3 separate regions of the Homo sapiens genome follow, and all the other regions are linked to region 2. A link is a loop called in an ENCODE intact Hi-C map of the cell type or tissue named here. Cell type or tissue: IMR-90. All regions are shown on one strand. Links, peaks and the distances in the headings refer to the core of each region. The heading gives the core; the rest is flanking DNA.

Region 1 (3,054 bases), core at 315-2,814, 290 kb before region 2:
GTCCTCCTAGAAAAGATTTGGAAGTTAGCCAGATGTGGTGGTGTGCACCTGTAGTCTCAGCTACTCTAGAGGCTGAGGCAAGAGGATGGCCTGAACCTAGGAGTTCGAGGCTTCAGTGAGCTGACTGTGCCAGTGCACTCCAGCCTGGGCGACAAAAGACCCTATCTCTAAAACAATATGGAAGTGTAAGAAGTTGGGGAAATAAAAGGAAAAAGAAAAAAGAAAAAAAAGATATGAAAGGCCTGGAGCCCTTTCCCCCATAAGGCTCTGCTGACTGGAAGACAGTTTGAAAACCAGTGAGGAATGATCAAAGAACTCTGGTGTCAGACAGACCTGAGTTCAAATTCCAGTTTGGACTGATACTTAACTTCCCTTAGGCTTACTTCCTCATTTGTAAGATGGGATGCTTTTATAGGATTGCTGATAAGTATTAGCCAAAAAACATGCCAGAAATCTATCACAGTACCTTCAGCTTCTGTGGATGCAAGGGGAGTGTGTTAGGCAGTGTAGGCTGACCCCTCACCACGTGCAGGACTCACACTAAATGTTGGGGGAAGTCATTGCTAAGACAGAGCCATAGGACTTCAAACCCAGCACTTCATACCTGACTGAAGGTTCAGGTGTCACATTTATCAATAGTTTAAAACAGGAGGGGGCAAACTTTCTGTAAAGCATCTGAGAGCATCTGGGCCATATGGTCTCTGTTAGAGCTACTCAGGAACTCTGGCACGGTAGCAGGGAAGCAGGCTTAGATTATAGTAAACAAAAGATTGTGGCTCTATTCTAGTAAAACTTTATTTGTGGGTACCGAAATTTTAATTTCATATAATTTTTATATGTCATGAAATGTCATTTTTCTTTTGATTTTTTCTTTCAATCATTACAAGATGTAAAAGCTATCTTAGCTGGTAGTCTGTGTGTGGGTTCTACAAAAACAAGTAGCCCATAGACCAAAGTCCTGATTTAGACATGTCTAGTTTTTTTTTTTTTTGAAATGGAGTCTAGCTCTGTCACCCAGTCTGGAGTGCAGTGGCGCAATCTTGGCTGACTGCAACCTCTGCCTCCCAGGTTCAAGCAATTCTTCTGCCTCAGCCTTCTGACTAGCTGGAAAATTAGCCACCATGCCCGGCTAATTTTTGTATTTTTAGTAGAGATGGGGTTTCACTATGTTGGTCAGGCTGGCCTCGAACTCCTGACCTCGTGATCTGCCCGCGATGGCCTCCCAAAGTGCTGGGATTACAGGCATGAGCCACCATGCCCGGCCTTATCAGTATTCTTAATACCAACAGAGTTTCACATTGTATTTGACACTATTTACAAACTCAGTTTATTCCCTCTGTGTGAATACTAGCCATTTCTAAAATGAAATGCAATTGTGATTTAAATTTCACATATCATTATGCTAAATGCTGTTCACTTTTTGTTCCATGGTCCTGAAACAATTAACCTGTTTGGAGATAAGCTGCAGATACAAGCACACAGAGAAGGGGACTTAGGAAAGCTGGAGGAAGGAAAGGTCTGTCTTGCCTACATATGGGCTTAGGAAAATTTTCTAACTGGAAACCTTGCCTCAAGTCTGAGTCACACTAGTGGGACTCTTGGCCCTAGGGTGGGAGGAGAAAAGGGAGGGAAGGAAGTGGCTATGTCAGTTTTTGTCAACAGAGGGCACCCAGAGCAAAGCAAGTGTTCTGTGACACAACAGAATCTGCCCCTCTGCCCCAGATGAATTTACCAGACAGGCACAGAACTTCTTGCAGTGGATTCTCTTGTCCATCTCTTCATTTGTCTGATCTGTGTCTGCATTCTCATGTTTTCTCCCATGCTGGAACCAGAATATTCTAAATGCAGTGTTAATAATTGTTATTTGCTGACTGCTTTAAGTGGAAGACCAATTCCCTCAATGTGCTGGGGTGAATTATCCCATGTTGTAAGGTTGGCCTTTTGGGTGGATGTGCAGTATTAGCTTCTAATTTAATTCAGTATCCAGTGAGCATGTATTCCTGAAATACTTTTGATGTGAAAGAGCACTTCATACCTGTATAACATGTTGTAAGAAGACTTTGTAAGTCTTATTGCCTAGAGCAGTATCCTCAAAGTGTGGCTTCAAATCCAGCCGCATCAGCATCACCTGGGAACTTACCTTTATTCATGGTCTCTGCCTCTTCCCCAGACTTACTGAATCAGAAACTCTGAGGATGGGGTCCAGTAATCTGTTTTAACATGCTTTGGTAATTCTTATACACACTCAACTTGAGAACCACTGTCATAGGGTAAAGGAGTGGAAGAGTTAAGGGCACTGGTATTTATGGAAGACTATGTGCCAAGTACTTGGCTAGGAGTTTCCTCTTCATTTTCCACATGAGAACAGCAAGCCTTAAAAGCATTAAGTGATTTGCCAAAGTCGTACATAGAATAAGTGGTAGAATAGGGATTTGAACCCTGGTTTTTCTGACTCCTGAGCCATACTATAGTGGCTGGTAAGAAAATGCTAAGAGGCGTTGCAATCTTTAAATTAATTCTTTTTTAAAAGTCCTTAAAATATTTTTTTAAAACAAAAGTAATTTGCATTCATTGAAGAAAATTTAGAATATACAGCAGATCAAAAGAATAGAATAAAATCTGCCTTAATATATTTAACTTTATCTTAACGTTTTGTTGTTGATTATCTTGTTTCAGCGTAACTCTGTTTGCATATATACACATTTTAAAATTCCTTACCAGATGTCAATCATATTGTGTAAACTTTTGTAAAATGCCTCCAGCTCAGGCCTACTTTATTATAAACATCGTTTCATGCCATTAGCTATGTCTGCTGCATCATTTCATGGCTGCCAAGTAGTCCCTTGTAAGGTTGTAAGCTTTTTTATCATAATTCTTGCTAAAGTCCGTCTTGTTTTGATTTCATGATATGCTTTTAGGAAGAATAGGATACTGAGTGCTTTGGTACTATGGGTAAACAATTTGTCCAGAGTGGCTTAAAGTATAAAATTAAGGCAGTAAGCAGATTTTGGTTGAGAAGGGGACATGGAACTGGAAAGGCAATACTAAACATGT
Region 2 (3,054 bases), core at 178-2,677:
ATAGCTTAGACTGTAACCCTCAGCCCGATGGGGTAAACTGAGGCTTCTCCAAATTGCCAGATAAATTCAGGATGTTTTGTGATGCAACTCTGGAAGGGGAACCCAATCCTGTGTTAGCAGAATAAGGATGGGGCATTGATTCCCAAGAAATGAGTCCAACTCACGCTAATGGGAAGAATAGCAATATCTCCTGAGGACCAAATGGGCTTTTTTTTTTCTTTTTTCTTTCTTTTTTTTTTTTTTTTTTTTTTTTTTGAGACAGAGTCTTGCTTTCTTGCCCAGGCTGGAGTGCAGTGGTGTGATCTTGGCTCACTGCAACCTCCGCCTTCCAGGTTCAAGCAATTCTCCTGCCTCAGCCTCCCAAGTAGCTGAGACTACAGGCACCCGCCACCACACCCGGCTAATTTTTTTTTTTTTTTTTTTTGTATTTTTAGTAGAGATGGGTTTTCACTGTGTTAGCCAGGATGGTTTCAATCTCCTGACCTCGTGATCCACCCGCCTCGGCCTCCCAAAGTGCTGGGATTACAGGCATGAACCACAAATGGGCTTTTAAGGAAGAAATGGCTCTGCTGTGGGTTGTGTTTGATTTGAGAGAGACCAGAGAAAACCTAATTGCAGCCCAGGGTGACCGTGGTTTCATTTTCCCTCTCTGCTTCTCCTGCCCCCTCCCTGGGGGGCCCTCCCTGGAGCAGAGCTGACTCTGACGCCTCCTTCCTGGGGGAGCTGGGGTTTGATTGTTTTTCAAGGGAATGGTGGGAGGTGTTGGGACAGGGATGGGCGGTGCCTGGGGAGAGAGAATGTGTGTGGCTGCAGAATGCTGGGGAGGGAACAAGGAAGGAGAGGACCTGGCCTGGAGACTGCCCAGACGGGCGCCTGAGCTCCCCAGCTTCCCCTAAGGAGTAAGGTCTCCTTTCCCATGTCCTGCCACCCAGAAGTAACCACACCCATGCCCTCTCTACGCCCCTTGTGCAGCCTTCAGGGTAGACCGAGGAGAGCACCTCCCCTTCCTGGTGAAGGGAGCCCGATACACGCTGGTGCCGGCTGGCCAAGAAGGAGGTGGACAAACCTGGCGACCGCTCCCTGGCACCACCTCACCAGAGGACAGCTCACACCTCCACAGGGGTCAGAAGAAAGGAGCTGCCCTGGGGATGGCTGTGTATCCCTACAACTGCCAGGCACATGCCCCTTGAACACCCGATGCTACGTGTCCCAAAGGAAACTGGTCTCCACCCACCCCCGGCCCGTCCTCGTCCTGGGTACCCCACCTTAGTAAATGGCGCCACCATCTGCCCGGTCACTCAGCGAGAAACTCAACTCCTGGCAGCAGATGACGGGCACTCTGGTTAAATGACTCTCTCCAGCCTCCAAGTTCAACCTGCAGGGAAGCCCTGGAAATCCTGTCTCCCTCTGCCCTGCCTCTCCTTCAGCTCCGAACCCCACCCCACTCAGTACATGGCCCCCCAACAGGCTTTCAAATGTCTGCCTTCCCCAAACCAATCTGTGGTTTTAAAAGAAGTAAGGTCAGGTACAGTAGCTCATGCCTGTAATCCCAGCACTTTGGGAGGCCGAGGCAGGCGGATCACCTGAGGTCAGGAGTTTGAGACCAGTCTGGCCAACATGGCGAAACCCCGTCTCTACTAAAAATAAAAATAAAAAATTAGCCTGGGTGTGGCGGTATGTGTCTGTAGTCCCAGCTACTCCGGAGGCTGAGGTAGGAGAATTGCTTGAACCCGGGAGGCAGAGGTTGCAGTGAGCCAAGATCACACCACTGTACTCCAGCCTGGGTGACAGATTGAGACTCCGCCTCAAAAAAAAAAAATCAGGACAGTGGTTGTCTCTGGCAGGTGAGGGGGCCAGGATTGACTGGGGAGGGGCGTGCAGGAACTTTGGGTGATGACAATGTTCTCTAACTTAATACAGTTTGAGCTACACAAGTGAGTGTAGTTGTCAAATCTCAGCAAATGTATATTTAAGACATGTGCAATTAAATGTAAATTTTACATCTTACAGCAAAACAGAAAATGCAAAGAAATTTTGAACTCTTGTTCATGTCATGTATTGTGGAGTTTCTGCAGGGAATCAGATAGATGTCTGCAATTTAAAATGCCACAAAACAAGAAGAATGGATGGGTGCGTAGAGGGAGAGAGAAGCATGATTAAATTCATTTAGTAAAATGCCAGTGGTAGAGTTTAGGTGGTTTTCAGTGTGAGATTCTTCCCACTTTGCTGCATGTATGAAAATTTTTATAATAAAATGTTAGGGAGAAATGCCTCCTGGCTCCAGACGTGTCCCCTCCATTATGTTAATCACATCTGCAATTAGTGTGATGTTTCTAGGACAGCAAATCAGACCATGGCTCTCCCTTGCTCGGAAACCCTTCTGTGGCTCTCCCTGGGGACACGCCCCCACGTCTGTGGCTCCCAAGGCTGTCCATGCCTGGCCTCTGTTTATTTCTGTAATCATCACTCTCCCCTTCACTTTTTCCACCACGGAAACACCAAAATATTTATGCGTCCTGCATAGCATGCTATTTTATGTCTCCTATGATAGAAATCGCTCATTTTCATCTAATATACCTTCCCCACTTCTTTCTAAGTAGTAGAAACTCCAATTTTTATCTGGTGATGTGGCCATGTAGAAATAAAGACTACATATCCCAGCCTCCTCTGCAGTGAGGTACGGCCATTGGATGCGCAGCAAGATAAAGTATTAATTACAACTTCTGGAAAGTGTTCTTTAAGATAGGGGCACAACCTTCTTCACCCCTTTCTCCTTCCTGCTGGTTGGAATGAGGGCACGATGGCTGGAGCTCAAGCAGCCATCTTGGATGAGGAGGTGAAGGCCATATGTGTAACATGACAGAGCACTAAGGTAGATTGAAGCTGGGTCCCCGAGACTGTGGTGTGCCATGTCAGCTCTGAATCCCCTGCCTCTAGACTTCTATATGAAAGAGAAATTAATACTCTCTTGCTGAAGCCATGTTATTTTGAGTTTTCTGTTACCAACAACCAAACCTAGTCCTAACACACCAACTTCTATGTCCTTGAATGTTT
Region 3 (3,054 bases), core at 315-2,814, 500 kb before region 2:
TTGCAGCCTTGACCTCCTGAGCCCAAACAGTCCTCCCATCCCAGCCCAGCCCAGCAAATAACTGGGATGACTGGCATGTACCACCAAGACTCACTAATTGTTGTATGTTTGTAGAGACGGGGTTTCACCATGTTGCCCAGGCTGGTCTCAAACTCCAGAGCTCAGGTAATCCGCCTTCCTCGGCCTCCCAAAGTGCTGGAATTACAGGCATGAGCCACCGTGCTCTGCCTAATTGTATTTTATTATACTAAATGCAGTTTCTTTTGCCTTCTGTATCTTTTCAAACCCTGGGTGGTATTCCCCCAGCAAGAGTGAATTCTAGTTTACCTACTACCTATGCCTGTATGCTTACACTTTCACTGAATTTCTTTAAATTTTTAAATAATATTAGGAAGAAAATGGGGCTGATGAGCAGCTCTTGGGGCACTAGAGGCCTTCTGGGTAGCTGTCATGCCTTGAACGTTTCTTGAGCGTGCCTTCTCCAGCCTCCAGTGAGCACGAGGTCTGCATTGGCAAACAGATGTCCACTGTCCTGGGGACAAGAAAGGTGTGAGTCCTCCATGGCAAACAGAGAAGGAAGGAGATGTCTCCTTTCCTGAATCAGCTTATTGGGATAAACAGGAAACCCACAGAGGCTTTCTCACCAAGGCCAGCGTGTTTAATAGGCCTGCATCTCACCTCTGAGGATCACAAAGTGTGTGAGCAGCGTCCCAGCAAGGAGACACCGATGCTCATGAGGATTCTGAAACCTCTGTTCGCTGTTAGGAAATGCTCTTGACCCATGAGTGTTCCTCTTTCAAGATCCTCCAGCATTGCCAACCCGTCCAGCAAGAAGGGGAGAGATCTCATAGCACGGGGGCTTGACTAAATTTGAGGAGTCGAGGAAGTGACGTTTCAGCTAAGACTTTTTTTTTCCTTTGAGACAGGATCTCGCTCTGTTGCCCAGGCTGGAGTGCAGTGGCTCAATCCTGGCTCACAGCAACCTCTGCCTCCCGGGTACAAGCGATTCTCCTACCTCAACCTCCCCAGTAGCTGGGAGTACAGGTGCCCGCCACCACGCCCAGCTAATTTTTGTATTTTTAGTAGAGACAAAGTTCCACCATGTTGGCCAGACTGGTCTCAAACTCCTGACCTCAAGTGATGCTCCCGCCTCGGCCTCCCTAAGTGCTGGGATTACAGGCGTAAGCCATTGCGCCCTGCCTCCGCTAAGTCTTCAAGATCGGCCAAGGGATGATGAAGAAGGTTGGGGAGAAGAGCGGGGATGAGGGGAGCCCAGCTGCAGGCCGCATATTCAAAGACTTGTGGCTGGGAGGGAGGTCCGGAGAAGAACTGAGTTCTAGAATCTGAAAGACGGCTAGCATGGGTCAGAATGGAAACTAACCAGACCACAGTGTCAGCCACTCAAGCTCCCCTAGCCAAGCCTCGTGCTGAATTTTGAGGGCTGCAGTAGAAAAGCGGGCGCACTGCGAGCCCTGCGTGTTGCCAACAGCCTCGGCAGAGCCAGGAGGTGGCGCTGTCGGCACACGCATCGTGCTGTCGGCGCTGCGCAGCCGCAGCCCGGGACCTTGGAGGACAGGCGGTCGGAGCCGCTGCTGGTGACGTCAGCAGTTTTACAGAGGCACAAAGCCGGAGCAGGAAGAGTAAATGTCTGCACCAGGAAGGAGCCAGGGAGGCCAAGTTGAGAGCACTTCAGAAGAAGTGAATAGGTTCAGGAATCCAGCAGCGCCGGAGGGGTGGAGCCAGGGAAATACTACTCTGTGACAGTTTTGCTCATGAAGTGGAGTGCCAGGAAAACACAGCGTCTGGCCGGGCGCGGTGGCTTATTCCTGTAATCCCAGCACTTTGGGAGGCCTGGGCGGGCGGATCGCTTGAGGTCAGGACCAGCGTGGCCAACATGATGAAACCCCGTCTGTACTAAAAATACAGAAATTAGCCGGGCGTGGTGGTGCGCGCCTGTAATCTCAACTACTCGGGAGGCTGAAGCAGGAGAATCGCTTGAACCCGGGAGGCAAGTCAGCCGAGATTTTGCCGAGGCGCAATCAGCCCAGATCATGCCACTGCACTCCAGCCTGGGTGACAGAGCAAGACTCCGTCTCAAAAAAACAAACAGAAAAAAAACACAGCGTCCAGGCAGCTCCACCTTCCATGTTGAAAGCCTGTGACTGCCACATTCTAGCGGGACTGGCTTGTTTGCCTGCAGAACGGAATGGCCCCGGGGTCTGTCTGGGTCTGGGTCCAGATGAGAAAGGCGCCCAGCCTTCCTCTGGCCCCAGCCCTGCACATTGACCAAGGATGGATGGCCCTCCATACCAGGCACCCCGGCTCCTCCTCATTCCCCTCTGGCTTCTCCCTTCCTCCTACCGCCATGCTGATCCTCCATCCTTCTGGCTCTGGGCAGTGGTTTTCAAAAGCACTGTGGTGGTAGTCACTGGGGCTGTTGGCCACATTTGTCTGGCTTTTCCCCTTTCCAGATGCACAGTGGGATTATTCTTCCTGGTCTCCTTATGGTTGGGTGGGAATATGTAACCAGTTCTGGACAAAAGAGTTTTGAATGGAAATAATATGTGTCATTTCTAAGCCACAGCAATGAATGCTGATATAAGACCCTTTTCCTCTACTGTGGCAACCAGCAATCTTCCAGAAAGTGGTTGCTCCATGATACTGAGTCCAGGAGGGAAGACAACCGGAGCAGAGAGGCACCTGCCCCATGATGGACATGTAGCGTGAGCAAGAAGTAGCCTTTGCTGTTGTGAACCACTGAGATCGGGGGCTTGCTTTTTGGTGGTTTTTGTTTGTTTGTTTGGTTTGTTTTTTTGTTTTGTTTAGTTTTGTTTTGTTTTTTGAGACAGAGTTTCGCTCTAGTAGCCCAGGCTGGAGTGCAATGGCGCGATCTTGGCTCACTGCAAGCTCCACCTCCCAGGTTCAAGCGATTCTCCTGCCTCAGCCTCCCAACTAGCTAGGACTACAGGCATGCACCACCATGCCCGGCTAATTTTGAATTTTTAATAGAGACAGGGGTTCACCACGTTGGTCAGGCTGGTCTCAAACTCCTGA

What was found. Peaks named below come from ENCODE experiments on the same cell type or tissue, not always from the same donor. Only the 100,000 strongest peaks of a DNase experiment are listed, where the experiment ranks them.
Region 1: it touches region 2 in a loop (11-fold over the local background); 96 of 110 quality-filtered maps call a loop at or near these places.
Region 3: a loop joins it to region 2, with 13 times the contacts of the local background. A loop is called at or near these places in 87 of 110 quality-filtered maps.

Annotation. Positions count from the first base shown.
Region 1 is chr22:35,920,509-35,923,562 of GRCh38, reverse strand. The region is part of intron 2 of RBFOX2 (RNA binding fox-1 homolog 2); the gene reads left to right. Among named protein-coding and RNA genes, the nearest start is that of RBFOX2, 110 kb to the left of the region's middle. In IMR-90, for the core only: a CTCF peak has its summit at 1,647 (motif pointing right); a DNase peak (open chromatin) is centred at 1,612; H3K27ac peaks cover 499 bases.
Region 2 is chr22:35,625,578-35,628,631 of GRCh38, reverse strand. LOC284912 (a long non-coding RNA gene) reads left to right here. Exons shown (of 4, transcript XR_001755514.1): 4 at 973-1,056. Among named protein-coding and RNA genes, the nearest start is that of MB, 9.8 kb to the right of the region's middle. In IMR-90, for the core only: a CTCF peak has its summit at 1,293 (motif pointing left); DNase peaks (open chromatin) are centred at 721 and 1,271; H3K4me3 peaks cover 822 bases; H3K27ac peaks cover 797 bases.
Region 3 is chr22:36,122,624-36,125,677 of GRCh38, reverse strand. No RefSeq gene overlaps it. Among named protein-coding and RNA genes, the nearest start is that of APOL3, 37 kb to the left of the region's middle. RefSeq lists a silencer at 1,373-1,442 and an enhancer at 1,383-1,677. In IMR-90, for the core only: a CTCF peak has its summit at 1,507 (motif pointing right); a DNase peak (open chromatin) is centred at 1,597; H3K27ac peaks cover 311 bases.